Linked DNA regions of Homo sapiens: regions 2, 3 and 4 are each linked to region 1. A link is a loop called in an ENCODE intact Hi-C map of the cell type or tissue named here. Cell type or tissue: endothelial cell of umbilical vein. All regions are shown on one strand.

Region 1 (8,000 bases):
AAATTATAAGAATCCTGGAAGGAAACCTAGGAAACACCATTCTGGACATCAACCTTAGGAAAGAACTTATGACTGTCCTCAAAAGTTAATTGCAACAAGAACAAAAATTGACAAGTGGGATCTAATTAAATTAAAGAGCTTCTGTACAGCAAAACAAGCTATCAACAGAGTAAACAGACAACCTCCAGAATAGGAGAAAGTATTAACAAATTATGCATCCAACAAAGGTCTAATATCCAGAATCAATAAGGAACTTAAACAATTAAACAAGCACAAAACAAACAACCCCATTAAAAAGTGGGCAGAAGACATGAACAGTCACTTCTCAAAAGAAGACACACAAGTGGTCAATTAAAGTATGAAACAATGTTCCACATCACTAATAATCAGAAACATGCAAATCAAAACCACAATGAGACACCATCTCACAACAGTCAGAATGTCAATTATTAAAAGTCAAAAAACAGCAGATGCTGATTTGGCTGCAAAGCAAAGGGAAGGGAATGCATACACTGTTGATAGGAATGTAAATTAGTTCAGCCACTGTGGAGAGCAGTTTGGAGATTTCTCAAAGAACTTAGAACTACCATTTGACCCGGCAACCCCATTACTGGGTGTATATCCAAAAGAAAGTAAATTGTTCTACTGAAAAGACACATGCACTTATATGTTCATTGCAGCACTATTCACGATAGCAAAGACATGGAATCAACCTAGTTGCCGATTAACGGTGGATTGAATAAAGAAACTGTGGTATATATGCTATCTGTGGAATACTATGCAGGCATAAAAAGAAATGAAGTAATGTTCTTTGCAGTAATACGGATGCAGCTGGAGGCCATTATCCTAAGCAAACTAAAGCAGGAATTGAAAACCAAATACTCCATTTTTCTCACTTATAAGTGGGAGCTTACCAGTGGTTACCCATGGAGGTAAATGTGGCAACAATAGACACAATAAGGGAGGAGTTTCAACAATAGGCAACAGTGAGGGGGAGGGTGGCGAGCAAGGGTTGAGAAACTATGCTCACTACCTGAGTGATGAGGACATTTGTATCCCAAACCTCAGTGTCACAAAATATACCCATATAAGAAATCTGCGTATGTACCCCCTGAATCTAAAATAAAAGTTGAAATTATAAATTTTAAAAAAAAGCAAACAAACAGATGTCAGTGTCCAGAAGCCAAGTACCACACTGGCAGAAGACCAGGCGCGTGGCCTAAACTTGGCCAAGTGGACTCTTCATACCAGAAGTTTGGCTTTTCAGCAAGGAAAGAGACGTGACTAGTGAATGGGTCAAAAGACATATAATTTGTGTCACAAATGTGAGCCACAAATATAATTTTAAATTTCTAATAACTACTATAAGATAAAAGAAATACATTTAACTAATTTAAATTATATACTTTACTTAACCCAATGTATCCAAAATATCATTTCAACATGTAATCATTATAAAAACGATTTACGAGATAGTATATGTATAACATAATAGCATACATACACACATGCATACATACTTGTATTAATATTTTTCAGACTAGCCATATTTCAATGCCCAATTACTGCATGTGGCTGGTGGTTACTGTCTTAGAGAGTGTAGAGTTAGAGTTCATTCATTTCAGCAGCTGCTCCCTGAACAAACACCATCTTCTACAGGATTATCCAGGAAGTCCTCCTTTTTATCCTTTTGGAGCTGCCTTAGTTCTTGCAAAGTCCTATCCACGTTGTCCAGTGTCCTGAGAGGAGTGAGTGAGTGAGATTCCAGTAGGTTCTAACATGTTTTGAATAGGTTGATTAGGGTAACTTTGTGTTGCTTGCAATAAAAAAAAACCTAACTGCCTTACTCCTTTTCCAGTGGAAAAGAGAGGGAATGTGCCCTGGATCAAGACCTTTTCCCAGGCATAACATCAAGGTTGAAGTCAAGGAGTAGACCAAGCATTCTTTAAAAAGAAAAACATGGACCTACCTATATTTAGATGAGAAATATCACAGCAATATAGCTTTAAATGGAAAGCACAGAGTTTCATAAAATGAGTATACTGTGATTTTATTTGTATACTTTTTTCAAAAGCACACATTTATTTATATTTGTGGACACATACCTACAATTTTGAAATGGAAAGAAATGAACAACAATGACCTTTAGAGCAGTGGTCCCCAACCTTTTTGGCACCAGGGACTGGATTCATGGAAGACAATTTTTCCAATGGAGTTGGGGCTGGGAGATTTGATTCTTGTAAGGAGCAACCTAGATTCCTTGCAAGCACAGTTCGTGATAGGGTTCCTGCTCCTATGAGAATCTGATGCACCGCTGGCCTGACAGGAAGTGGAACTCAGGCGGTGGTGCTCGCAAGCCTGCTACTCATTTCCTGCTCTGCAGCTCGGTTCCTAACAGGCCATGCACTGGTCGCACCAGTACCAGCCTGCGGCCTGGGAGTTGGAGACCCCTGCTTTAGAGATCATGAATAGGCAATGGGAAAAGGCAGGTGTTATGGGCTGAATTGTGCCCCCACCTCAAATTTACATGTTAAAGTCCCAACCCCCCAACATCTCAGAATATGATGTTTGGAGATGGGGCCTTTGTGTAAGTCATTAAGCAGTAGGTTCTAATCCAGTATGATTGGCGTCCTGATAGAAGAGGAAATTGAGATACGGACATATGCACAGGAAGACGATGTGAAGACACAGGGAGAAGATAGCCATCTTCAAGCCAAGAAAACAGGCCTAAAACAAATCCTTCCCCATGGCACTCAGGACAAACCAACTCTGCCAACACCTTGATCTCAGACATTTGGCCTCCAGAACCATGAGAAAACAAATGTCTAAGCTATGCAGGCTGTGAGATTTTATATGGCAGCACAGTCAACTAATACTAGGGGGTAGCTAACAAGGTAGACTTTTACTTGTTATTTAAAGTCTTTGGTTCTGATATTTTAACAATGTGTACTTCTATTTAAAATCAGGAAATTGAGGCCAGGTACGGTGGCTCATGCCTGTCATCCCAACACTTTGGGAGGCTGAGGCAAAAGGATAGCTTGAGGCCAGGAGTTTGAGACCAGTCTGAGCAACAAAGCGAAACTCAATCTCTACCAAAAAAAAAAAAAAAAAAAAAGAGGGAAAACACTAGCATGGCACAGTGGCTTATACCTGTAGTCTAACTATTTGGGAGGCTGAGGTGGGAGGATGTCTTGAGGCCAGGAGTTCCAGGCTGCAGTGAGCTATGATGATGCCAGCACTCCAGCCTGGGCGACAGACCAATACTCTGTGTCTAAAAAGGAAAAAGAAAGTCAAATTAAAGCATTAAAAAAGAGAATTCAAAGTCCTTTCTCACCTCCATTTGGCCTGCTCCTTCCTTCCTTCTTTCTTCCATACTCCCTTGAAATTTTGCCCCACAGGACGTCATGGATATTTCCAAAAGGAGGGTGCTTCCTAAGTGCTTGCCTCTGAGTGGCATTTGAGGTAGAACTTATGACATAATTCTTCTTGGTCCAATGTAAATATTAACATACTTCCCTACCCTACATGTCTAATTATGGTTAGCCTATGATTTTGTTGGAATCAGACTATGGACTTATCTTTGTTTACTTTTAGTATTTGTTTTTATCCTGTTCATTATTATACTTCTCTGAAGTTCCAGATCTGAAACTGTTTAAATTATGGGTCTTTGGTGGCAAGCAAGAGAAAGTGTATCTTGCTCTCTTAAGCAGAAAAATAATTCATTCAAGGGAAATAAGGGACCTAAAAGGATCCAAGTGAAAGCCATAGACTGAGGTTTGGAAAAACACAAGGAGCAAAGAAAGCTCACGGGGAGAGGGGGAGTTACAGCCAGAACTGAGGGGCTGTTACTTTAGGATGTCAGCGATGAAGTTAATCAGCCTATGATCTTTTTTGTTTCTGTGTCATTTCCTTCAAGATTCCACACTCAAAGGAAACAGCGTTCAATAAGCTTATCTTGGGTCATGGCCAGATCCCTTAACCAGGGAAAGGAAGGACACTGTTATTTCTACCATATTCTATCCAGCAGGGAAAGTACGCTCATTGCAGAGCTGACTCAGTGTACTTTTACCAGAAAAAGGAAAATCCTAACTAGCAAAGATTACACAAGATTCCTCTTAGATAATATTTGGTTTGCTTATTCCACACTGTAAATTTTCTGACCAGTGGTAGTGTTCTCTAGGAAGCGCTTCATATATTGCAATCTCCCCAAGAACAGGGCTGGATTTATCATTTTCTTGAGTGACATATAAGACAATAAGTGATTAATAGATGCCTAGAGTTATAATTCAAAATAGGTTTCATTATGTTTTGCCCTGATAACTTTCTTTATACTTATTGTGTGGTTTTCTTCTCTAGGTTGCTATAAATTTGGTCTCCTTGTTCAAGGTAGTTGTCACTGTGTTGACCAGGCCTTGCTTCTTAACTCAGGTAATTGAAAAATCTATCCAACATCCTCATCAGCAGAAAAAAAATGTAGACTGAGAGAGTATCTTCCTTTTGTCTGTGTGATTACAGACTTAAGGAAAATTTGCGTTAATTAATCTCTTTATAATGCACATTATAAAACAAATTTCCTAAAGTGTGGAATTATTTAAGTTACATAGAGTTATGACTCAGGCATTGGATTTTATTAACACCAATGGCATATTACATTGATTTGGTGTATAGTCATGAAGTTACTATTTATTTTTACCTAATTAAAATGTTAAAGTGGAGGGGTCTGGATTTTAATCATATTCCTCAAAAGCTACTTTGATACTGGATAAAATGTCAGCTCTCGAAATCCACAAACCTCATTATCCTCATTGTAAAAATCAGATATTCCAGATGTTAAATATATATCAGATGAGAAAGGATGTGGGTAAACCTGGTGTCAGAGAAAATGTGGTAAGCATTCCCTTTCATTCCTGCCTCCTCATTTAATGCCTATGCCAGGCAGAAGAAAAAGCAGCAATACAGAAAAAACACATTATTTAAACTGAGGTCTGAGTTCAAATGTGGATTTTACCATATCCTAGCTGAATGCAAGCAAATTACTAAAATTCTCAGAACTTTAGTTTTTTCATCTATAAAACATGGCTAAAAATGTCTATTTCTTACTGTTATCATTAGGATCAAACGAAATACTTGATATATCCATAGTGAGTACTCAATAAATGGAATCTATTATAATTTGACAACTAACATATTTATATGAGTCTTACTCATTTCTATGCATGAAAGAAAATACACGTTTGAGACAGATTAATAATTACTTGTTTGATTAATCTGTCTAGATCTATTTTTTCAAATGAATATGAAAGTTGTGATTGATAACTGGAGCAAATCATATAATCCATCATTTCCTAAAACATTTCTAGGGCACACCCATGCTGTCAGATGTAACAAAATGGGTTATCAGAAAAACATTTGCGTTCATACGGGATTAGACAAATCTTGATTGACCAATGTCAAACTACTGTCTTGACTGCAGGACTTTTCAGAGCCTTTAACATACAAGCATACATTGTGACTTTCCAGAAGCAAATAGAGTAAGCAGAATTTTTTAACTTATTTGACCAATGAGTACATTATCGTGGGGGTAGGGTTATTCAGACAACATTATGAAGAAGTGATGACATCGCTGTTTTTCACAATCTACTTGCAAAATGGCACAAGAAATGATCACAGCAGACAATCAAACTTGCCCAGAGCAGCCATTGTGAATTTAATCTAATTGCTCTTGAAAGCTGGATTTGTTTCTCTGAATTGAGTTGCAGCCTTTGAGGAAGAAACAAATTGCCTCCCCACTGCTCACACTTCTGCTCCATCTGTAAATGTTAGGAAATAGCATAAAAAGAAATTCAAATTCCTGTAGCAGTAAATATGCAAACACACATTTTCTGCAGATATAGCGAGGGCATCATTTTCCCCCTTTTACCACCCCAGAGTCCCTGAACAGGTTTGAATCTGTTGACAAAGCTTTTTAAAACCATCTAGCTGACCTTTATTTTTTATTTTTATTTTTATTTTTATTTTTATTTTTATTTGTTTTGTATGCTAGCAATCTGTTAACCACATTTCCAGGGAACTTGCATAGAGAGCTCCTTCTCTCTCTCTCTCTCTCTCTCTGTCTCTCTCTCTCCCGCTTTCTATCCTACTCCCTTCCTCCTTCCCTGCCTTCTTCGCTCTCCTTTCTCTCTCTTCCTTTTTTTCTATTTCTTATTCGTTGGCAGTCTTGCCACTGGATGTGCAAATTAAAACTCATTTAATCATCTGCATGCCAAGCACAAGGACTCAGTCAATCACGTTCTATGCCATTGGCTAGGTAATTACTTGAAATTTGCTATCTATTGTTTCATCCTTTGTTCCCAGCCTACTATTGACGTCAGAGGAGTTTTGCCTGTGAAAGAATGAGGTCTTATTTTTGTGTGTGTGTATAAAATATTCTAGTTTGCTCCAGACTTCTGTGCCCAAGTGGGTCTCTGGCAAAGAATGTTCTGTACATCCATCAACATTTAGAAGTGCAGTGATGGTTGCATGCAAAGTGGAAGTTGGAAATTGAGCAGAAAGAAAAAACCTTGTGGAGCGTAGTCAAACCGGTTACTCAAAGCTTGTGTTTTAAGATTTTCTTCAGCCTCTTGCACACTCATACCAAACGATAATATCCACATTTGCAGATTGAGAAACCAACATCGAACTACTATCTTAATTGCAGGACTTTTCAGAGCCTTTAAAGAGAGATATAGTTATGTCTTTGTCCTTATGGGAATAACCGGACCTTTGCCAAACTGAGAAAAGTTCAGGCACAAGGTAGACAATGTAGTGGATAGTGAGTCAGATTCTGTACCAGGAAGATTTTGTATGGTGTGAGTTCCTCTCTGCACTGCCCACCTTGGTACTTCCAGCATCTAGGATAACTGTTGCCACACAATTAAGTATTTGTTAACTACTTGTTTAAGGAATAAGTAGGTGTTTTTCAAAGAGGCTGCTTCAACCATGAACACTTATTTATCTTTGGAGTCACATGTCATGGCTAAGTTATGCCCTAAGTACCATATAACTTAGTAGTTAATACTGTAGTTAATACTTAGTAGCTAATACTCTAACCTTGAGGTTAGAAAGCCTTGAGGGTTAAGCTCTGCCTTTGCCCTTTACCACTGGTGAGGCTTTGTGCAATTAACTGAGTCTATTTAAGCCTCCCTCTCCTTATCTCTACTTTGGCTCCGTTGTAGAGATGGGGAGACAATGATCTTCACTCCACAACAGGTTAGTTCATGTCCTTTGTAGGGACATGGATGAAGCTGGAAACCGTCATTCTCAGCAAACTATCGCAAGGACAAAAAACCAAACACCACATGTTCTCACTCATAGGTGGGAATTAAACAATGAGAACACATGGACACAGGAAGGGGAACATCACACACCGGGGCCTGTTGTGGGGTCGGGGGAGGGGGGAGTGATAGCATTTGGAGATATACCTAATGCTAAATGACGAGTTACTGGGTGCAGCACACCAACATGGCACATGTATACATATGTAACAAACCTGCACATTGTGCACATGTACCCTAAAACTTAAAGTATAATAAAAAAAATTCAGTTCAATCCTGATAATTTCTTTATCAAAATAATTTCCATGTGAATCACAGCTTTATATGTAATAGAATAAAATATTTAACAAACCACAAAAAAAATTGATTAAGACAAGGTACATAAAACACCTTTGCATAGTACTTGGCATATAATAAACTTTCAGTAAATATTATGATTAAAGACTGTGCATCAATTGGTTCAATGGATAACTCTCAAGTAGAGTAGTACATGATAGGATGTTAATAGTACAAATTCTATATAAACATTTATATATGCAGATACTGGGTCCAAAATAAAAGTGTGGCACTACAATTACGTTGTCATTGTCCCCCACCAAGAATACATAGAAACATCAGGGCAGAGTTGATACCAAATCTCATAGAAAGCCTTAAAAATAATTATTTCAAAATGTTGCCCTTGATCAA
Region 2 (8,000 bases), 220 kb after region 1:
TGCCCGGCTAACTTTTTGTATGTTTAGTACAGACGGGGTTTCACCATGTTAGCCAGGATGGTCTCGATCTCCTGACCTTGTGATCCGCCGGCCTCGGCCTCCCAAAGTGCTGGGATTACAGGCGTGAGCCACCGCGCCCGGCCTGATTTCTATTCTTTTTAGGTTATTTATTGTCAAGCGACCTTTAAAGATGACCAGTCGAGTATAATAGTGCCACTCAGACATTTGCCATCAGTAACTATTATTATTAAATTATACTCATTTGCTGGGCGCGGTGGCTCACGTCTGTAAGCCCAGCACTTTGGGAGGCCGAGGCGGGTGGATCATGAGGTGAGGAGTTTGAGTCCAGCCTGACCAACATGGTGAAACCCGGTCTCTACTAAAAAAATACAAAAATTAGCTGGGCCTAGTTGTGCTTGCCTGTAATTCCAGCTACTCAGGAGTCTGAGGCAGGAGAATCGCTTGAACCCAGGAGGCGGAGGTTGCAGTGAGCGGAGATCGCACCACCTCACTCCAGCCTGGGTGACAGAGCAAGACTCTGTCTCAAAAAAAAAAAAAAAAAAAATTATACTTAGTAATTTTTAGGTTTAAAAATGTCTCATTTTATTTTGCTTTTGGAGAATATTGTTTTTCATATGCTCATTAGCTCTTTGCATTTTCTCTCTCTGGCATTATTAATATTTTAATGTGCTAGTGTACCTTTTACTAGTTATTTTCTTCAGGATAGTTTTGGTTGCTAGAATCAGACCCCCATTCAAGCTAGCTTAATTAAAAGTTGCAGTGATGTTGATGGTGATGGGTTCCTGGGGATATAGATGATTTCCAAGAAACCCAGAGGAAAGGCTAGATCTCAGTATTAGGAATTGAAAGATTGTGAAGAACTAAAATGTCTCTTTTACCTAGAGTAGAAATGATCTAGTTCCCTGTAGCAGGTTCCACAGCTTAACTCTCCTGCAAGTGATTCAACATGGCCAACAACTTCTGTTTAAACCTACCAGCATTGACCTTTCAATTTGGTCTGCACCTCTGGTAGTAATCTTCAAGTCTCTGGGTTGAATATCCTAAGCAAGAATCTGGTTGGTGTTAATCAGCCAATTATTAGCTAGTTAGTTTAGTGTCTGGTCCAACTCTTCACCATCCATTATGAGGAATATCACGACAACCATGAGCTGCCAGATTCTAGGATGGGCAATGAGATCTTCAGCATAGACCAAGCCCATGGTTTTCAGATTTAATTGCACTTGAAATTCTAGCATGTTCCTTGAATGCCTATTTTATTTGTACATTTGGGATTTTTATCTCTGGGACTTTTTTCTGAAATATACCTAGTGATATTGCTATCAAAGCATGAAGAAATTTATCTTCAAATACTTATTTTCTTTTGATTCCAGTAATTGTCTGAATGACACATAATATGCCCGTTGTGGAAACAATTTTGATTTTTAAAACTTTATTTTCACAAAGCAACATCACATTTCTGGCTTGCAAATATTTCACAGGTGAAAACATCAAAAAGAAAACATTTAAATGCAAATGTCAGTCAGGGGAGATGCTGAGCTCAGTCTTTGTATTTCCTTCCAGATTTATCAGCGATGCTGGTTAGTATTCAAGAAAGCTTCAAGCAAAGGTCCAAAAAGACTGGAGAAATTTTCTGATGAACGTGCTGCATATTTCAGGTGTTATCATAAGGTAAGACTCAATTGCTGTAGCTTTCCAGTAATCTATTTACAGGGAGGCAACTGGAATTACTGACTGAAAACTTGCCTGAATTATTTAACAAAGGTACAAGCAATATCTTTTCCAAGGACAAAACACCCCTAAAATAACATCTGCTTGCTAATTGTTTCAAGTAATTGACTAATGTAAAGTCACTTTTCTGGTTTCCTGCTATTTGCTGTAGCTGTTCTTGCTGTTTTCCAGTCTCTGCTATGGGACTTATCATGTTGTTGTACTCCCTACACTGAAGCCCCGAGAGGATGAGGACTGGATCTCATTGTGTCTCAGACACTGCCTGATGCAGAAAGACACTCATTCAATGCTTGGGGAATGTGGGGAGAGAAGGGAGGGGAAGAAGCAGAAAACAGGTAACAGTGGACGAAGAGGAAGTTCTACCGATTTATTGTTTTCTTTAAGTTTGATGACTAAATTTTCTTAGTAGTAGTGAGATTTTCTCAATAAAAATAGTCATTGTGTGTTACAACTCATTAAGGTAAGTACAAGATTTACTTACCACGTGGATTCACAAATTAGCTAAATATTTCCCTCTACATGGCAGTATATTTCCGTGGTCCTTGTTAACACGCAGCCTATGTATTTTCTTTTTTCATGAAAACGTGTGAAAGCACATGGTTAACACTCCTCCGAGGCTCTGGTTATTTTCATATGGAGAAAATACTACTCTTTTGTCTATGAAGGAACTATGCTTATTTTTATGATAGAACATTTTAATTTTGGCTTTCCATCTTGAAGATTCTTTAAGCCTCATTTGGTGAGAATTTACTGGGGCCAGGCTTCTTTGCCATTTAAAATTTTATGCGAAACCAGTTGATCTATTAGAACAGAAACTTGGCTAGGTGGGGGAAGTGAACAGCTTTTCCTTTTGTGCAAATTCTCCAAAAGTAGTGACTTTTCGACACCTTATAAAGGGTCTATGATGACACTTTGGTTTATATGATGATGAAAACAATGGGGAAGCTGCATTTCTTCTCAAATTAGAGAAATAAGGACTACGTTATACTTTATAGGCACACCTGTATGTACATAAGGGAAGAATAAGCACAAAACAAGCTTTTGAGACAGGTAGAGAAGGGAGTCAAGGGTGGCGTCTTCCATGCATTTCATTTCCCTGTCACCCCATGAAGCAGTTCCACATTCCAAGGCTTCTCCCACTCCCAGCCTTTCTTCTCTCCAATGGAGAACCCACTTATACCTTTTTGAGTCCAGATTTCCTCTATCATTTATCTGTCATATGCCAAATATGAAATGACACTGTTCAAATATATATATTTTTTGTTCTCAGGGAGGAGTTGTTGAATTGAAAATGTATTATTTAGGCACAGTGATCCATGAAGCCAGTGATAGCATAACTCTGAACTCTGCAAATAATCTTGAGCCAAACTCTCCACTTTTATAACACTCTAAACTATTTGTATCCAGTCATTTTGAACCAGATGTATTATGGCCCAGTTATCCCTCATGTATCCAGTATTTTCCCTTATAACAAGATGGCGAGCAATGCTATAAGGATGACTTGCTTTATTTTTGCTAGAACAGCCTTTTCTTAAAAGAGAATCAAAATACCCAGGAAGATGTTTGGCTTATCATCTAGACACAGACAGAGCTTTAGGTGGCCAGAAAGTATAGTTACACATCAGGTCTTCTCTTGAGAACCTTAGCCGGTCTGTAACTTTGCAATTCACCCTGAGGCTCTGTACTGTCTGGTCATTGTGTGTGGCCTTTTGGTCCTTTTTTGTCTTGGTAGAGTTCCAAATATGTCTGGTTCTTCACAATCCAAACATCTAATTCTTCACAATTCCATATGCCAACCTTTCTGAATGTAGAAAAAATAAGAAATAGGCTATGTTACAGATAGACCTATACATACCTAAGAGAAGAAAGAAGATAAATGAGGAATACATTATAGGAACTCCTCAAATCCCATCCATCGGCAAATGGTGTTGGCTGTATGCTCAAAATGTATGGAGACTCTGAACACAGCTCACAGTCTCTACTGCTACTACTGGGGTCCTAGGCAGTGGGCTGCCAAATTCTTGGGCTTCTAGAGTCTGTTCGAAACACTTATATCACATCACGATATTCTTTGCTGCAACACCCTCAGCCAAGGTCTGATAATGGTCTATGCCAGTGGTCCCCAACCTTTTTGGCACCGGGACAGGTATCAGGGAAGACAATTTTTCCACAGACGGGGTTGGGGGCAGGATTGGTTTCGGGATGAAACTGTTCCACTTCAAATGATTAGGCATTAGATTCTCATAAGGAGCAGGCAACCTAGATCCCTAGCATGCACAGTTCACAATAGATTTTACACTTCTATGAGAATCAGGAGGTGGAGCTCAGGCAGGAATGCTTGCTCACCTTCTGCGGTGTAGCCGGGTTCCTAATAGGCTATAGACCAGTACTGGTCCAGTACCCATCTGCTGCCCAGGGATGAGGGTCCCTGGTCAATGCGATCACGCGATTTGATTTCTTGCTGCCCTTTTAACCTCATCTCTGAGTTTCCTTAATCCCACCTTCCTCTTCTCCAGGTGCCCTGGGCTCCTCTCTTTCCTTGGAAGATGCCAAGCACCTCCTGCCCTTTATACCTGCTCTTCCCTTTTCCTGGAATGCTCTCCCCCAGGTACCCACAGAGCTCGCTCCCTTACTTTGTTCAGTGCGTTGCTCAAATTGCTCCTCTAAGAGAGGCCATTTCTTGACTCCCTTGTTGGAAATAGAACCCACCTACTCACTGCCTTCCACATCCCTCTTATTGCTCTTCTCAGGAGGCACCAGAACATAACACACTTGCTTGGTTGTTTCCTATTGTCTTCCCCTCTTCCCCGCATAAAATACGGTCTACAAAGACAGGGATTTTTTGGGGATGGGAGACATGATTCACTATTAGTTACCAGAATCTAACACATAGTGAACACTTTTAAAAGTATTGGCTGAAAAGCAAGAAATGTTATCAGTAGAGGAAATGGAATACATACAGATGTCTATGTGTCATACTTTTATTTAGTTTACCAGAAGAAATCTGTACTTGAGGCATCTGAAACCAGAAAAAGAAACTTTGATTTGGAGAAAATAGGGTGGGCAGTGATGGAAGCAGAAAAAGCCAGGATTTGGATGTTTTAGGAGGACAGAAAAATATAAAACCAAAGTGGATGAAAAAGCTCTTGCTTGAATGTGAAATGAATAAAGGGAAGTTGAGGACAAACTTGCTCTATTTCAGACTTCTACCTGCTGGCTTTGGAATTTAATATGTAAATCTTTGGGGAAATTGGTAAGCCACATTCTCTTTCACCTATAATAATCATTAACCAAAGTTCAAAGCATTAGAATGGAAGAATTATCTACATTTAGCCTCCAAGCCCTTGATGAATTCCTGTAGCTGATTCATCCTCTACTCTTTTAGATCTGATACATTTAGTATTAATCTCTCGGGGCACATAAAAAGCTGGAGTAATTCTGAGATATGCATTTTTCATCTAAATGCTGTGTAATTTATGAATCTTGATAATAAAATACTGGGGTTATAAGTAGCACACCGTGACCAAATTTTAGAGTTTATTCTAACATAAATAAAGCCGTTTCCAAAAGAAATGAGGAAATGTACATCATGCTATTTGATCAATACGGAGGTGGTGTGGTGGATGCAGACATATCCCTCCCATAGGAAATCTTAGCCTTTATAAGAGCACAGTACTTCTCCCATTTTATTTTTAAAGATATTATTAAGAAAAAAATGCCAGTTTTGCATATCTGACTCTTTTTAGAAGTTTCAACACAAGAAAAAGATTGTAGAATTTTAAAATTTGGTACCCCCTCACTGAAAATGTAGCTCGAAGTACACTCCTGCAAAAATTGGAAAATAAACATATGAATAATGCACATATAGAACAATTTATTTTTTATTTCTTACTTCCTCCACGAAGCACCCCTCAAGCACCCATAGCTGTCAGAGATGGCTGCAAATTTGATTAACTGTAATTCCCACAATAGTAAGACTCCAGTGACTTTAAATATAGTTTCTGACCTTGTTAAACACTAGTTCCATGTTTTCCTTCAGGAAATAATGTTGCTTATACTAATTAGAAGGGGATGAAAGTTTCTGTGCATAGTTTTACTTTTTCAAGATGAGTAACACTTGAGAGGAAATAGAGTGGAAGGAAGACCATTGACCGCTTTTGAGACCAAGGCAAATGGTATGGTGAGAAGTATGCCGGTCCTGGATTTAGGTAGCCTGAGTTCTAATCCCAGCTTTGCCACCGTATATGTCTGACAAGTCATCCTCTTTCTGTGTAAAGGTGGCCTCCAAGGCAAGTCACACATTTGCTTCCTCATCATCACATGTGGCTGAGTCTGCAGGGATTCGGTTCACCTTGGACCAGAAGGACAAGTCCAGCAAATCCTGTGTTTAATGTTTCCCAAAATGTGAACGAAAGAGTGTGTCAAAAGAGCCTTTCATGATTAAATGTTGTGTGGTCAAAGAAATTGGCAACTGCAACGTTTATGGCCCCATCTTTGAGATTCATAACCCACTGCAGCCCCTCATGGGCTCTGAAAAGTCCTACAGTTAAGAAATTGGAGGGACTTTGAGTCAGCATTTCCAAAACAGCTGGGCCATGGAACTATTTGTTTTAATCGTGTGTTCCATGGAACAAATAAATTTAATTCTAGGGAACACAGTCTGGGATTTGCTGCTTTCATGTGTTAACTTATTGTTGTTTCAACAGTAAACAACTAGGGATGATCGTTTCTACTTTATCTAAATCAGGGTTAATGTGTGTATTAAATGAACGTGAATGTATTTGAAAAGGGAACAACTCTCTAACTGTAGAGATTAATTGCCATTATTATTTTTATTCTCCCAAACACCTTTGGTCTTATTTGTTCTGTCATTCTACCCTTTATAGTGACTAGGTCATTTGTATCTCCTAAGCTCAATGTCAGACCTTGTTCTTCGTTTCTGCAAAAATAGGATTCTAGCTTCCGCACAATGAGCTAATGTCCTAAAATTTATTTCTCTGGAATTTCATCCAACTTATCTGTGTGTGTGTGTGATAACCTTTTCTGTACTAATGATTCATTCTTTTTTTACACAGTTTCTTCCTCATCTAAAACATTTCCTCTTCCGATACAGCTGTCTATAATATGTCTTTTCAAAATCATAAAATGTCACAGCCCCCTCTTTCAATACTCAGATATTTACTTTGGAGTCATCCCCTCCTCATGTAAGAAACTACCCACCATGCCATATTCTAGAAGTTTCCTAAGCTTATGCCAAAGAGGACATGACTCTTCACATCTCCATAAATTAAATGATGGATTATTACTCTGATGTTTTTCCCAGGTGATAAATAATTCCATATCCACATTTCTAAGGCTTAGGTAAATTAGATAAAAGAGGTTGACTGTAGTACAAAACACCCTATTTTTCCAATTTAAGTACTTTTTTCTAGTCAAGGAAGTATGAGTCAGTACCAGAGTGCCAAAGACTCCTGAAACACGTTCAAAACTGACTGAACTCTTTCCTACCCAAGCTTGGTTTCTTTCTTTCCTTTTTTCAGATGGAGTTTTGCTCTTGTTGCCCAGGCTGGAGCGCAATGGCACGATCTCGGCTCACTGCAACCTCTGTCTCCTGGGTCCAAGTGATTCTTCTGCTTCAGCCTCCCAAGTAGCTGGGATCACAGGCATCCACCACCATGCCCAGCTAATTTTTTGTATTTTTAGTAGAGACGGGGTTTCACCAGGTTGGCCAGGCTGGTCTCGAACTCCTGACCTCAAGTGATCCACCCACCTTGGCCTCCCAAAGTGCTGGGATTACAGGTGTGAGCCACCATGCCCGGCCTGAGCTTGGTTTCTTTATGGGCTTCTGTGGCTCATTGTACAGCATCAGGATCCATTCTGTTATTCAAGGCAGAAGCCAGGGAGTTGTCTTTGACTTACTCTCTTCCATATTCCCTCTCAAATCAATCCATCACCAGGTTTGCATGCAGCACTCCCGCTGTATAGACCCCTTTTCTTTCGTGGTCCATGTGGCAAACATTTATCAATCCCTCAAAGTCTCTGCTCTGTCTTCACCTCCCCAAGAGTCTTCTCGACTTTCCCTGAGGTGGTTCATCTGCTGGGCCCCCTCTGCCTGGATGCACTGGTCACAATGAAAGCAGGGCTTTATTTTCATGGTGGTGGCAGGTTCTGTCCATTTGGGGCTGATCCCTTCTTCTTTGGTAATGGATGTCTGATTTCTAGTTGGAGACAAGGCAACCCATAGTAAAGAC
Region 3 (8,000 bases), 310 kb after region 1:
CAGTCCTCCATGCCCGCTCTGAACCCTCAGTCCTCCATGCCCGCTCTGAACCCTGGTCACAACAGCATTTTTTTCTCAGTCTTTGCTGTTGGTCCTTTCTCCCCCAGGCAGCTTTTCCTGTATGCTGCGCCCGTCCCTCATCCTAGTTAACTCCTGCTCACCTCCAGGTCTCACCTCCAGCGCCCCTCAGGCTCCAAGAAAGCCCTCAGGACTTTCTTGTAACTGGAGTGGACATCTCTGATGACGTGCACTCATAAGATGCAGATGATGGCCGGTTTTCATTTCATATTTATGTGGCCAATTGACTCATGGTCAGCTCTCCCAGGAAGCAATAATGTACAGGAGGGCAGGAGAGCTGTGCCTCCTTCTATCTTTATCATTTTATCCCCCGGCACCTTGTATGCCTTCCATCAGGATTTGTCGAAAGAATGCATAATGTTAAGAAAGCACTGGGGGTATTTACATTTTAGTTTTCATGACTCTGTGCTCTGTTCACTAGCAGAGAGCATGGCACATAGCAGATGCTGCAAAAAAAAAAAAAAAAAAAAAAAAAAAAAAAGATACTGAGTGCCTCTGTGAGCAGCTGAGCAAACGACTGAATTAATAATTGACAAATAAGCTTACCTTCCAAGATTTCTCTGCAGAGAGAGTGAGTTAGATTGGGTTGTCACAATGCCACTGATTCTCACTTAAACTTCAAAAATGTTTGCAATATTTGAGTTATATCATCACAATTTTTGTCATATACATACCAGAATGTTACTCGATTTTACTCTCTTCTATTTTAATATACTTCTTTAAAAAAAGCATATTTTACTACCTTAATACTGTTATATCCACTGGTTATACTGTTTTTTTTTTTTTTTTTTTTTTTTGAGACAGGGTCTGGCTCTTCGCCTAGGCTGGAGTGCAGTGGTGCGATCATGGCTCACTGCAGTCTCAACCTCCTGGGCACCAGTGATCCTCCTGCCTTAGCCTACCAAATAGCTGGGACTACAGGTGTGTGCCACCAAGCCCAGCTAATTTATTATTTTTAGTAGAGAGGGTGTCTTACTATGTTGCCCAGACTGGTCTCAAACTTCTGAGCTCAAGTAGTCCTCCTGCCTCGGCCTCCCAAAGTGCTGGAATTATAGATATCAGCCACTGCACCCAGCTAGTTATGCTTTTTAATAGACAATAAAATAAATAATAAGTATTGAAGATTTAAAAGATGTTCACAGAGTACCTAAAATTATCTTGCTTATCAAAAGTGGCTATTTAAACAAGTACATTTAAAAAAAAAGTTTTATTCTTCTACCTATACTACCTACCTTCCCTCTCCCCTACTTTTCATACCCCTTAGAAAAAGGAAATAGGATTGGGAAAAGTTAATGACTTGGGGGCCTGGGGTGTGCCATATGATGAAGTTACAGAGCCTTTAATTTCTTCTTGTTTTGCTGATGATTATGGGTTGTAATTCCTCTGGCCAATTCACCTACATTGATGAATTTCAGGCTTTTTTTTTTTTTTTCTGGCAAATCTGGAGGTTAAGGTTGGAAATCATACAGACCCTTAAGGAGGAATTTAACAAATTGGTTTGAGAATAATGGTCATTTTCTTCAAATGTAGTCTTCGAGAGCCCCCTGCTGGTTGATTTGGGAATTATCATTTTACTACAGTTTTTGGTGGGGAAAGGGAGGTGGCTGGTTTTGACACGTGCCACACAAGACATACCTAATCTACCTTCACTGCTTCTCCCACGTCGTTTTAAAATTTTCATAGAAATTCTCTTCTATGATTATGCAGATACAAAATCAACATTGGAAGTAGGTTTATAATGAAAACTGTCTGGGCGTGGTGGCTCACACCTGTAATCACAGCACTTTGGGAGGCCGAGTTGGGTGGATCTCCTGAGATCTCGAGTTCAAGACAAGCTTGGCCAACATGGTGAAACCCCACCTCTACTAAAAATACAAAAATTAGCTGGGCATGGTGGCGGGCGCCTGTAATTCCAGCTACTCGGAAAGCTGAGGTGGGAGAATCGCTTGAACCCAGGAGGCAGAGGTTGCAGTGAGCCATGATCATGCCACTGCACTCCTGCCTGGGCAACAAGAGTGAAACTCTGTCTCAGTTAAAAAAAAAAAAAACAAAAAAACTATGGAAGAAACTTACAGAAGCAATCAACAAGTTTATGTTGAATACTATTCACTGGATTCTTTTAGGAATGCATTGGATAAAATAACAGCAGTTACATCAGTAGCATTTCCCAAATTATGTTCCTTGGAAAGCTAACTCTGGTAGACAGCACCTTTCCCCTAAGAAAGGTTACTGTGGTCAAACGCGTCTGGGGGAAATGCTACATGTTAAGTTCTCATGGAGAGTCAGAAAACAAATCAATAATTTCAGGGCTCTGAGATGCCCTGCAATGAAAAACCTGATTAAACTTGTTTAAACCAAAGCTCTGCACATCTATTTGGACATGAAACTTCTTTTCCTTCTTGTTATATGAATAAGCATTCACGTGCCACCAGTGCAGTGCTGAAATCTCAGATTTCATCATTACGAGGGAGACAAGCCATATTCAATGGGGTCTTTCTAAAAGCTACTCTTTCTGAGGACCTACTGTGTACCAGCTTTCCGCTGGGACCTAACATACATGATCTCATTTAGATCCCAAAACAGCTGCCCGAAAGGGTATTTTATTCTCATTTGCTGTTAGGAAACTGAGAATTTGAAGGGTTATTAATGGGTCCAAGACTACCTATCTAGTAAGTAACAAAGATTTTAAGGTTTTTCTCTCTCATTCTTCCATCCATCCATTCTTTGTTTACTCAGTAAACGTTTATTGAGCATCTAGTTTAGGCCAAGCGCTGTGCTAGATGACAGACATACCTGGGACTCCTAGGCAGGGATATTCCTTCCCTCTCGGAGCTTATAATCTAATGGAGAGTCACAATCCATAATCAAGCAGACATAGTTAATTTCAGATTTGGTATATGGAACAGTGGAAAAGAAAGTTTTTATGATAAAGAAAGTGAGGCAGAGCTGTTGGTTTTGAGAAGATGCTGACAAAGGGACTTCTTGAGATGGGGTAGTCAGTGGAAGCCCCTGCAACACCCCAAGACCTTAAGTCTAAAAGAGGCAGCCATACCGAGAGCCAGGGGAAGGCATTCTCCATAGAGAGGTCAGCAAATGCAAAGGCCCTGAGTCAGAAATGAGCTGCGGGCATTCAAAGATCAGGAAGGAGCCAGTGTGGCTGGTGCCTAAGGGACATAAAGAGACAGCCGGGGTGGTGAATACAGGTAATCAAGACTTGCTTATTCTAAGTGTGAGGGGAAGCATTAGAGGGTCCTCAGCATGGCAGTGTCAGATTTAATCGATATTTTCATTCAAGGGATTGCAAGAGAACAGGAGAGGAAGTGGGAGACTAGCCCCAAGGCCGTTGCACATGAGCACCGGAGTGTCTGGCCTCAGTACAATGTTCCTCTAACTCTCTCACCTCCTTCTCAAAGTTATCATCTCAGCAATCTTTACCCTTAGGCCAAGGTGCTTCATTGCTCCAGTGTTTTCCGAACTCTTCTGTGGGAATTGCCTTGGAAGATAGCATCACTGTTTCAAAACAAAAACAAGAAAAACTAGGCACCTATATCATAGATCGGACCTAAGATAATTTGAGGAAATCAAAGAGTGGCACTAAACAGTTGTGTCACTGAACCAGGCGTCTTCCATGTAGCCTTATGGGGTTCTCCTGACAACCATGGGAGTTGGTGAGAGTGGGACTATGGTCTCCATTTCAATGACTGAAGAAACAGAGACCTTTGGAGGTTAAGGTCTTACTCCAGGCCACATGGCTGGTGGATGTAGGCGAGACCCCCTCCCTACAAAAAATCCAAGAATTAGTCACGTGTGGTGGCACACACCTGTGGTCCCAGTTACTTGGGAGGCTGAGGTGGGAGGATCACCTGAGCTCAAGAGGTTGAGGCTGCAGTGAGCTGAGATCACGCCACTGCACTGCAGCCGGGGCGAAAAAAAATACATACAAATAAAATAAAATAAAATAAAAACAACATTGTTTTGAATGTGTGTGGGTGGGGCGGACATGCTCCACTGGCTGCAATCCTGTTTCTTGTGCCTGCTTGATCCACACATTTACTCACCAAGGCTGCGGAAGTTTGTTCCAAAGGCTTTGCGGTGAGTCCTGAGATCTTCACCTAGCCGTGTACATTTCTTTGCTTGCGGTAACCGTTGGCCAGCAGGTGGCAGTAGAACCTCTAGTTTTTGTTAAATCAGGGACGCATTATCTACAGGGATTGGCAAACAATGGCTTGTGAGCCAGATCCAGCCTGCTGACTATTTTCATTAATAAAGCATTATTAGGACGACATTCATTACATATTAACTGTGGCTGCTTTTGTGCTACAGGCAGCAGGGCTCAGTAGTCGCAATGAGACCATATGGTCTGCAAAACCTAAAATATTTAGTGTCTGGCTCTTTCTAGAAAATGCTTGACAACCCTTATATTATTAATATGTCACAAAGGGGGCTAATAGGGATCTTGTGTGTTGCCTTCTTGACTTTTTAAACTCTGTTTGGTCTGAAATCTAAACCTGAAATAATAAAGGCTAAATGAATTTTAGGAAGTTCTCCTTAACATTTACAAGATTACCAAAGTATAAGCATAAGACTGCCTTATTGCTGCTCAGGTTTCCAGAATATTCTAGCTAAAAGTTTCCATAGTTCTGTTTCTATCTCATTTCTCCTGAATACCCTGGATATGGGGATTGATGCAGATGAAAAATTAAGGAAGAAAATAATTGCTAATGGACTGACCATGGCTCAGCCCAAAGGCCACATGCAAATGATACGTAAATCATGCAATCTCTGTGACTCATTTACATATCATCCTGAGAGGCCTTTGGAAAAAATTCTGCCTTAAGTACATTTACTTATTTCTGTTATAGAGAAAGTTGTTGCCACCTAATTTGATTGTGGGCTTTCTTGAAATGTAACTGTTGATTTTAAATTCTTTTTGGAAAAGATGTTTCCAGCCCTCTGAAGCTTCATCGAACAGAGACTTTTCCAGCCTACAGATCTGAGCACTGACAGTAACTGCCAAGAATTGTTAACACACTTGTGATGTGTCAGCCACAGATTCACCCAGGAGGTCACAGAATGACAGCAAGGGAAATGACGACCAAGAGAAGAAGCTTAAAGTCCTGGCTAATTGTGTGGTCATTGGAAAACTCTGCAATACAATAATTTTCTTTATTTTCTTTTTCTTTTTTAAATTCTTAGTGTAATTGAAACGTGCTCTATAGATATTGACTCTGTGTTCCCTCTTTTACAGCTGGACAGAAAGAAGTCAATGTCACGAAATGATTTTCTATTGTAGATACTTTGTCCCTTGCACTTCTCTGAATCTGTCCTTTTGTGGATTCTTGTGATTTTCCTTCCAAGTGTTTCAGTTGTATGACAGTCAGTATTGACAATAAAATGGCTTTTAATTATTTGTTATTTGTTTACACCCTATTCCTCAGTTATTATTACTGTGGTTCTGATTAACTACTGGAAATTATATTTGATTATATCACCAATTAGTTAAATCAGTGCTTCGACTCACTCTTATCTGTTCTGTTCAAAACTATTTGTTCAAAGAACCCGTTAGTGTTGTTTACAGGGTTACAGTTTCTCTCACATGCTTTCCTCACCCCTTTACCCCCCTTTTTGAAAGCCTTTATTTTGTTCGGAGTCTCTTCATAAAACATTTGAAAATAAAAGATCATTCTTCACCCATATGTTCTTTGGATTCTGGCAACATGTTTTTCTCTATCCTAGGTATTTCTGAAGGGTGTGTGGACATTTTGCATGTGAGCTGTGAGTGTATTGTGTGTTGTGTCTAATATGAATCCAACCATTCACGCATTTGCTCACTCATTCATTAATGTGGTCTGTATTGAGCATCTATGAGTTTCCGGCACTGTACTGGAGTTCAGGGATGTAGAAATCAAAAGACAGTCTTTGTTGCCAAAGACCTTAATTCCAGAAGAGTGCCACAAGAAAATCAAGTTGGAAATATCATACAGTGACACCTGCCAAATGGGCCCCCAGTGGCCATGAACTTCTAAAGAGAAGGTCAGTGCTGGATGTGAGTTGAATTTTGTGAGCACCTAAAGTTAGAGTTCCTCTAAAGCTGCAGAGCAAGCAGGGATGGCGCCTGCCTGGTTCACTACTCTTTGCCAGATAAAATACAGGATACCCAATTAAATTTGAACTTCAGATAAGCAATGCATAGTTTTATAGATCTGAGTTAGCTGGGATTTCCTAGCACACTGCTGCTCAGGATATGTTTTTTAAGCGGTTGAGAAATACTGGGGAAAGGATTGAATTCAACTAACAATTAATTAGTAGATTAGGGTATATAAATTGTTTAGTGCTAATGGCTTCCCCGAAATGCATGTGTGTTCTCTCTGGGTTCTCTGTAGCTACTTTTCACACAATTTTAGCTGATCCTACTTCTCTCAGGGGTCTTCATTTTTGTCTTTTAAAAATTTGGTTTGCCAGGCACATTTGATAATTACTTCACTGTTCATTTTCCTGACTTTATCTGGTTCTTATTTATTTTCTTTCTCTAAGACTGTCTCATCAGAGATTCTCCATGATTCCCAGGGCCTTGGCAGCCAATGGGAGAATTACGTTGAAGAAGTAGATAAAGGAAATGGAATTAAAGAAATAATTATAATTTTAATGAAGTTAAAATTACTGAAGCAAGCCTCAAGCTAATGAGTGTGAAAAGAAATGTTGCTGAATGTAGGTAACTAGAAGTGAGAACCTCTTTGAGGATTTTTAAGAAAAGAAACGTATTGACAGAAAAGAGCATTCGATTCGGTTATGCTATCAGCTTTTATTTATGGCCGGGCACAACGCTAAGTGCTTTTGTGGTATTATCTCAATCGCCCCAATAGCTCCATGAGGTAAGTATAATTATCTTCATTTTACAGACGGGGAAACCGAGCTCAAGGAATCTAAATGATGTAATTAATATGCCCAAGATCTTTTACCTATTAAATGATAGATTCATGTTTGAACTCAGGTAATCTGATTCCTAAATCTGCTTTGTAAATCCCTAAGGCTGGCTTCCTTAGGGGAAAGCAAACTTATTCTGTAAAGAGTTGAGATGCAAATATTTTAGGCTTTCTGGGTCATATGGTCTCTGTTGCCTTCCGGTGCAAAAGCAACCATAGACTGTTTTGTATTTTGTTTTGTTTTGTTTTTTGAGATGGAGTCTCGTTCTGTTATCCAGGCTGGAGTGCAGTGGCACCATCTCGGCTCACTGCAGCCTCCCTCTCCCAGGTTCAAGCAATTCTCCTGCCTCAGCCTCCTGAGTAGCTGGGATTACGGGCACGTGCCACCACGCCCGGCTAATTTTTTTGTGTGTATTTTTAGTAGAGATGGGGTTTCACCATGTTGGCCAAGCTGGTCTTGAACTCCTGACCTCAAGTGATCCGCCTGTCTCGGCCTCCCAAAGTGCTGGGATTACAGGTGTGAGCCACCGTGCCCAGCCTGCTTTTAACATAGATAAACAGATAGGCATGGCTATTTCAATTAAACTTTATTCACAAATACAAGTGGCAGAGTTGACTCTTATTTCTGGATCCCCTGCTCTAAAATAAAAACCTCAAATGCTATCTTATATTAATTTCACAGTTTCAGGTAGAAAACATAAGAAATTTAAATACTTTACTATCTGGCCTTAAATAAGGGGAGTGATAATTTGAAGTGATTTCGATTTTTTTCTAAATCCCTACCTCAAGTAGTGAACATAGTGTGAGAAAGTTTTTCAAAGCTGTGGTGGATTTTTACCTAATGCACACTAAATTCTAAAGCATTCGTGGTAACTTGCAAATAAACTGGGGTCTGGAGGCTAAACTATGATGTTTCTGTTTTAATTACATATTAGAAAAAGCAACTTTTTTCTTTTGGTGGGAGGTGAGGATGGGGGAGCAGGGAAGTAAATCTCATAT
Region 4 (8,000 bases), 56 kb before region 1:
CCGTTGTTTTTCAGTATTAATTGCATCTGTGATTAAAGTATTTGCGTGGGAGAAGTACATTCTTTGTGTTTAGACTGATCTGGATTTGTATCTCTGCTTTGTACGTTGCAGGTAGCAGTTGTATGCTGTCAGACAAGCTAGTGTCTCTGAGTAGGGATTATGATACCATTCCCCAGTATTGTTAAGATGAAATGAGATGGTGTGTCTGAAGTAACTTGCATAATGCCTGGCACTGAATTTTTGTCCTTGTAACAACAACGACAACAACAACAAAATTAGCATTTATTATGCAAGTGCTGGGAATATTCTAGGCATTTTTTGTTTGTTTGTGTTTTTGAGATGGACTTTCGCTCTTGTCTCCCAGGCTGGAGTGCAATGGCATGATCTCAGCTCACTGCAACCTCCGCCTCCCAGGTTCAAGTGATTCTCCTGCCTCGGCCTCCCGAGTAGCTGGGATTACAGGTACCTGCCACCATGCCCGGCTATTTTTGTATTTTTAGTAGAGACGATGTTTCACCATGTTGGCCAGGCTGGTCTTGAATTCCTGACCTCAGGTGATCCACCTGCCTCGGCCTCCCAAAGTGTGGGGATTACAAGCGTGAGCCACCGCACCTGGCCTAGGCAACATTTTACTTGCTTTTTATGAAGAAACTCATTTAGTTTTCACATGAGGTCAACTCTATTGCTATCTCCTTTTTATACTTAAGGAAACAGAGGCATACAGAAGGCAAATAACTAGCCCAAAAGCACAAAGCCAGTCAACAACTGCAAGTAACCACAGTAGCTGTAAATAACTGTAAGTAATTGTAAGTAACAATAAATAACAACCCATGTTCTTGGCTTGTCATGCTACCCCACCTCCCACTATGGCAGCAAAGCAGCTGGGGCAGGGGCTTCACAACTGGGAGCTTTCAATTACTTGCTATGGCATTTCATCAAGATGGGTGTGTTATGATACCATGTAACTCTAGCTATAACTCATGAATCATTGTCTTCCTCTCCCTCCTTATCATACCCTTGAGGTTCTATCTTCCGATGTTTTCATCTTCCAAAGAACTTACATGGAATCTTTATACCAAAAGGGGTCAACAAATATTTGTTGAACAAAACGATATGAATGTACCTAAGACAGAGCACAGTCCCAGAGATGGAAAGACTCCCAATAAATATGTCTTGAATAAGTGAGTGAAATTCATCCTCTTTACCTCTGTTTACTCTGGATTTTCCTTGGAGTTATTTCATCTCTGACCTTGGTATCCTCATCTATACAATCAATGAGCTGGGGCTTGCATTGAACCCACCACCTCTTCCTTTACCGTCAACACATACACATACACACTCACACAACACACATACACACAGTAACGTGATCTATTCTGTCTCCAAATTTTCCACTTACTAAACTCAAGCATGTAAATACCAGCACCCAGCACGTGTTTTGGAGAGTAGCAGGTTGTATGACAGTTGATTTTTTTAGGAAGACACCAAGATAGCTTTAATTCTCTCTCTCACACTGAATATATCTTCCAAGAAGAATTCATTTATGCTGCTGTGAAGTTCTGAAGTCCTGCCTAAAATATATCGCCTCTAGCAGATGGCGGCTGCTGCCTCTCTATAAAGAGAAATGGAATGCCGCTGACGTACAGATGTATTTAATGGGAAATAATAGGCCTGAGATTTCCAACAGCTTGCATGTCTCCTTTGGTTATAAATGACAGAAAGCTATCACAAATAAGCTTGGGCAAAAAGAAGCATTTATTACAAGGATTCTGAGATATCCCACACAATCTCAGGAGAGGGATGTGGCTAGGCCTCAGGGATAACTGGATTCAGAAAATCATACACCATAACCATTATTGTCTTCTTTTTTCCTGCTCCTCTCTGTAAATCTGGCCCATTCACTTGTGTCTTCTGTTGGTCTCCCCTTTGTTGGCATCCCTGGGCCTTTTCTGTGTGGTCTCTGGGAGCTCTCCCCAAATTTACAGCTTCTTTTCTGAAATGTGTGTCCAGCTTCTCTTTCTCAGTCTAGTTCTCAGTTTCCCAAAGAAGGTGCCTTATTGTTCCAGTCTGAATCAGGAGCCCACCCTGGACCAATGGGCCAGAAGGTGGGCTGTGGTGACACTGCTGTTCCTCGTACAATCATACAGATGGTTTCAAGAAAAAATAGCTTCAGAAAGAGGCGAGAGCAGCTTGCAGAAGGAAGCCAGGGCTGAAGTATAACCCTGGACAAATACAACAGTTATGTGTTTACTGAAATCTACCAAGATCTCATTTCTATTGCCATAAGGGTCTGAAGTCATAGCTAAAATGATTGCTTCTGGCAGATAAGTGCTGTTGTCTTATCCATAAAGAGAAATAAAATGCTGCTGAGCTATAGAGCATTCAGTATGAAAGGTTAGGACTGAGGTTTCAGATGGCTAGGATGCCAAGAATCCTTCTTCAGCCTTCAGAGAGTCCTTGTTTCATGCAATACAGAGCCATCTTGAACAGAAATTTCCAGGATATAACAAAAATACAGAGTACTGATTATTTATCTAACACATCTTAGTTGTTTTATTATTTAACCTTTTCAAAACCCTGCTGGAGTATGTTTCACTATGGTTTCCATTATACAGATGAGGAAACTGAGGCTTAGAGAGGTGAAGCTGCTCAGAGCAGGGAGCAGAGGGAGATAGGACTCAAACCTCACATCCCAGAACTTTCTGGCTGGTGTCCTGTGTGATGGGGATGCCTTTTGCGATGGCTGGGGAAGCTTTGGGATGTCTGGGGGCCCTACACTGACTCCAGCCACGGCAGCCTTGGGGAGAATTCAGAATCCCCCTCATTAACCCCGGTGGGCCTCACGAAGATGATCACCGTCTGTGTGTGCCGTGATAGAAAGATGTTTGAGAAGCACTGCTGTACTTCTGATAAGACTTCACATAATTTCTCTTAATGTCAAGCTAATTTCATTACAACAAAAAGAATTTTCAGGTGCTAGAGTTTAAATATTTAAATATGTAAATATGTGTTGTATTTTTATATTGATCATAGTTGTACATATTTTTGAGGTACATGTGATATTTTGATTCATGTATACAATGTGTAATGATTAAATCAGAGGAATTGGGATATTCATCATCTTACAGATTTATCTTTTTTTTTTTGTATTGGAACAAATTCATTTTTGTTTGTTTGTTTGTTTTGGGACAGGGTCACCGTTTGTCACCCAGGCTGGAGTGCATATCTTACTATAGCCTTGACCTCCTGGGCTCAGGTGATCCTCCTGCCTCAGCCTCCCAAGTAGCTGGGACTACAGGTGTGTGCCACTATACCTGGATAATTTTTTTATTTTTTGTTGAGACAGGGTCTTGCTATGTTGCCCAGGCTGGTCTTGAACTCCTGGGCTCGAGCAATCCTCCCACCTCAGCTTCCTAAAATGCTGGGATTATAGGCGTGAACCACTGCACCCAGTCTATGTTGGGAAGGAATATTATAACTTGTCTCCTCTAGCTATTTTGAAATATACAATAAATTATTAACTATAATATAATACAGTATGATGTAATAATATATAGTATTGTATCAATACTATATATGATTAACTGTAATTTTCCTACTGTATCATCAAATACACAAACTTATTCCATCTGACTGTACTTTTGTACCCATTAACAAGTATGTAAATATTTAAATGTAGTTTTAAATATTTAAATTTGGAACCACATTTACACGCTGCTGTCACATCATCACAATTAGTTATCATTTCTAAAGGCTTTCCTATGTGCCAGCCACTGAGCAAAGTGCCAACAACTACATTTGCTTTTCCATTCTTGCCTTCTACTCATCCATAACCCATTGCGCTCTAACCTTCACCTTCCCCCTGTCCCTGAGACTGCTCTTTCAGGAGCAAGCCTAACACAGTAGAAAGCACCTGGGCTTTGGCATAACATCCACGTAGGGTGAAGGACAGATTCCCCTGTTTTCTAAGAAAAGTAAATGGCTGCTGGGCAGGCACAGAACAACATTTACTCTAGAGACAGTGATGAGGATAGCTCAGAGGACAACCAAAAGGATAAAAAAGAAGTTAGGCTCTTGGAGAGAATGAGTAGGTCAGGGAGAAAAGTTCCAAATAAAAGTTACAACCAACATGAGAAAATACACCTCCAGGAATGATGGTCAGAAGTTCCATAAAATGGTAGAACTCACAAGTGAGGAAGTGGAAATAATGACTCAGGAAACATGTTTACGACCATCAAAGAAATAAAGGAGTGAATCACTTTCTTGAAATGAGAAGAGGAGTGGCAGGCATTGGTCCACTGCCCACCCACCCCTTTTCCTTTTTCATTGCGAATACAGCTCCATTTATTTTCTCTATGCCTAGTATTGGGGAATTCATTAAGCCTTGGAAATCCTGTTCCCTTTTGTCTGTGGTTGGTTGAGATGTCATGTAACACAAGCCTGGGCATGAAAGGTAAGGGGCTTTTGAAAAAAGGAGAAGTTCCTGAAATAAGAAAAAAGAAATGTGAGAAGAGTTGAATCGTTGTCCTCTTCTGTACTCCACTTTGAACTTGGTCACAGGAGTTTTTGAAGCCTAGAGTTGAGGAAGCATCTTTTGTGTATAAAGAAACAAATGTAAGGCTGAAAATCCAAAATGCTAAAGATGGCAGAGGAAAGAAGGGAGAGATTCTGGGAGCTTGAAGATATTTTTGGTTCACCTTCTCTCACAAACAAAGACTACAACTACCTAGCTACAAACTTGTTGTTGTTTGAATAGATGATAGATGGAGAGGAGGAATGGAAAGCTGGATGTCTTTGCTTACTTAGGAAACGGTTGGGTATTTGCTGTTTGGCAAAAGAATTGCAACTAAAACAAGTGGGTTATTAAGAAGAGTCAGATATTTTAAAGATGAAAAATACCAAAAAAAGAAAAATAAAGCCATTGAAACAAAAATAAAAATGTGTAATGTAAAATTCAAATGTGGTTAAAAAGCACAATGTGGAATTATATTAGTGCCTTATAAATAACTTTCAAATAAAATAATTATGAATAGTTTGGCACATATGTCTTTTTCTTCTTTTCTATCTATCATTATTGACTTTTAATTTCTTATAAGCATTGTTACATACTATTCATAATGTTTTGCAGATTCCTTTTTCAATTGTCTTTGTATAAACTGTCAATCTTGCTTAATCTTTTTAACGACTATGTGATATTCTATAGCACAGAGCAAGTTAATACATCCTTCAGGGATGGCAACTGGCAGTAGCTGAACTGAAAACTAAAAATGTCAAATATTTGCATCCCTAGCAATTATCCTATAAAATATCCCCCAAATAATGCAAAAATGTATGTAGCCTAGAATATTTATTGTGGCTTTGTGTGTACTAAAACAACAACAATAGAAACAGATGATAAATCCCAAATATGACTCTATTTTAGTTCTTGATCACATCTTTTGATTCTGTGTTAGCATTTTCCAGAATGCAACATGCAAGGGCCTACTTTCTGTCGTAATATTCTCCAGAATGCAATAGATACCAATAGTAAATTATTAATATTGCCTACTTTTAAACTTTTTTTTTAACAAGCATTCTGCTCTGGTGGCTGCTGAATATTGTTGTCACTTCAGTGACTAATTGCTTTCACCAAAAGAGTGATGTGGAGTACAGAATCACCTACACATCACTGTTTTTGTATTCTGTGGTTATTAATGGACTAATGGACTATAAGGTTTTAATGAATAGAACATAAATGCAGAGACAGGAAAATATATTAGTTTTTTTTCCCAAGAGTGATATGCCTTAATTACACTTAACTCCTCAGGTTATTAGCTACATAACTACCGGTGGAAGAACTTATAATCACTCTCGCGTGAAACTAATGAATATGCTTTTACACATTGAATATCATTTTATCATTTACTTTAGACACAAAAAAAGACTGGCTTTTCTGTGAACATGATGATAATATCATGTCATTTATTCAAATATTAGAGAACCTGTCACATTTGTTCCATAAATACTTATTGTGTGTTTATTATGTGCCAGGCACTATTCTAGGTTGCTGGGGTTACAGCAGTGAACAGAAAAATCCGTTTTGGGATAGGGAACTGTTCCTACTCTCATAGGAAGTAAATGAAATTTCTATGTGGATTGCCCTAGTTGAAACTTAGGGGGAAAATTTTGATGTATGTCATTAAGGTGGACATGACTAGATGGCTTATACTTTGATTGAAACAAGCCTTCTTTTACAAATAATTGATAACAATCAGTTGCAAAATCAAAATTCACAATGGTTATTTGACTACTGAATTTGAAATTTAGAAACATTTCTATAGTAATAAGCTAGTATTTTAAACTTCAGATGGAGAATTTGTAGTGGGATAATATGAAAATTTATTTAAAATATACTTGTTATCCATTATCTTTTGCTGCATAAACAAACCTGCCCAAAATCTTTTGGCTTAAAACATCATTTTTTCCAACTCACTCTTCAGTGGGCTAGCAAACTAGGGCTGGGCTTAGCTGGAATGGTTCTTCTCTGTTCCACACAGTGTTGGCTTGACTCTTTCAGGCATTTGCATTCCGTTAGCAGGTCACCTGGGTCTGCGTGCTCTCACGTGACCTCATTCACGTCTGGCAGTTGGCTGGGGCTTCTCCATTCTCATCTATATTGTCTCTACTAGAGTTTCTCTTGCACGTGTTCACACAGCAATAACATTGGAAAGCTGAGACCAGAACCTGTGGGGCTTCTCGGGGGCCTAGGCTCGAAGTTAGATTGTCATATCCTCTCCGTTCAAGAGAATGGAGAATAGATGCCACATTTCTCTCTCTCTCTTTCTTTTTTTCTTTAGGCTTCAAATGAGTCCTTTAATTTGTATATCAAAGTCATTTTTTCGTGTAGTATATGAATGTTTAATAATTACACTCTAATTTACTTGCCTTGTTTACTGATAGGCGTTTCCACATTTGCATTTCTGACATAACTTCTTAAAAAATTTTACTTCAATAGGTTTTTAGGGAGCAGGTGGTGTTTGGTTACATGAATAAATTCTTTAATGGTGATTTCTGAGATGTCGGTGCACACATCACTCGACAGTGTGTACTTTACCCCAATGTGTAGTCTTTTATCCCTCACCACCTCCCACCCTTTCCCCCAAGTCCCCACAGTTCATTTTATCATTCTTATGCCTTTGCATCTTCATAGCTTAGCTCCCACTTAGGAGTGAGAACCTGTAATGTTTGGTTTTCCATTCCTGAGTTGCTTCACTTAGAATAATGGTCTCCAGCTCCATCCAGGTTGCTGCAAATGCCATTATTTCATTTCTTTTTATGACTGAGTAGTATTCCATGGTGTGTGTGTGTGTATGTGTGTGTATGTATATATATATATATATATATAAAATCTATATCTCACATTTTCTTTATCTACTCATAGATAGCTGGGCATTTGGGCTGGTTCCGTATTTTTGCAGAAAAATAGACTGCATATCTCAATGAAAGAACTGCAAAGAAATGTGTGGTGTTTTATAATCTGCCACATTGTATCTTATTCTGTTGTATAATATAAATTGGTAGAAACTAAATATAAAAATAGCACCTAACTTTTATGATATTTTGGTGGTAATTTGGTATGGTTAGATTTGTTTGAAAGCCAAATTAGAGTTCTACTTAGATGTCCCCATCATGGAACAGGGAATAAATTCTCCATTCTCTTCACAGCCAGTTAAGCGCAACTTATCATTTCTAATAAACTATACTCTTACTTCCCAGATGAGTTCTGCTAGTCTGTTCTTGTCAGAAAGACACATGAGCAGCAGCTTACCAGGTGGCTAGGTTAATTTTTAATTGTCATGTTTATTCCTGTGAAAAATAGATTTGCCTGATGAGCTGAGAAAAATGAAGGAGATGCAAAAATGGTGGGTTGAATTCTCACAGTGTCCAATTTACTGTCTTGGAAGATACACAATTGCTGTGTTGACGAGGGTTTGGGAAACAGATATCCTGGTGGTGGGAAT

What was found. Hi-C counts contacts between places; a loop is a spot of excess contacts. Peaks named below come from ENCODE experiments on the same cell type or tissue, not always from the same donor. Only the 100,000 strongest peaks of a DNase experiment are listed, where the experiment ranks them.
Region 2: it touches region 1 in a loop (8-fold over the local background); 2 of 110 quality-filtered maps call a loop at or near these places.
Region 3: it touches region 1 in a loop (7-fold over the local background); 3 of 110 quality-filtered maps call a loop at or near these places.
Region 4: a loop joins it to region 1, with 4 times the contacts of the local background. A loop is called at or near these places in 2 of 110 quality-filtered maps.

The regions. Positions count from the first base shown.
Region 1 is chr20:54,336,945-54,344,944 of GRCh38, forward strand. No RefSeq gene overlaps it. Among named protein-coding and RNA genes, the nearest start is that of PFDN4, 130 kb to the left of the region's middle. In endothelial cell of umbilical vein, no CTCF peak of the experiment used is centred here; DNase peaks (open chromatin) are centred at 2,337 and 3,947; H3K27ac peaks cover 3,292 bases.
Region 2 is chr20:54,553,352-54,561,351 of GRCh38, forward strand. DOK5 (docking protein 5) reads left to right here. Exons shown (of 8, transcript NM_018431.5): 2 at 1,582-1,689. Among named protein-coding and RNA genes, the nearest start is that of DOK5, 82 kb to the left of the region's middle. In endothelial cell of umbilical vein, no CTCF peak of the experiment used is centred here; DNase peaks (open chromatin) are centred at 4,660 and 7,080; H3K27ac peaks cover 3,088 bases.
Region 3 is chr20:54,645,398-54,653,397 of GRCh38, forward strand. It overlaps DOK5 (docking protein 5), which reads left to right. Exons shown (of 8, transcript NM_018431.5): 8 at 5,018-5,772. The coding sequence ends at 5,082. Among named protein-coding and RNA genes, the nearest start is that of DOK5, 170 kb to the left of the region's middle. In endothelial cell of umbilical vein, CTCF peaks have their summits at 1,629 (motif pointing left) and 4,230 (motif pointing right); DNase peaks (open chromatin) are centred at 1,614 and 4,264.
Region 4 is chr20:54,281,254-54,289,253 of GRCh38, forward strand. No RefSeq gene overlaps it. Among named protein-coding and RNA genes, the nearest start is that of PFDN4, 77 kb to the left of the region's middle. RefSeq lists an enhancer at 3,215-4,414. In endothelial cell of umbilical vein, no CTCF peak of the experiment used is centred here; a DNase peak (open chromatin) is centred at 4,228.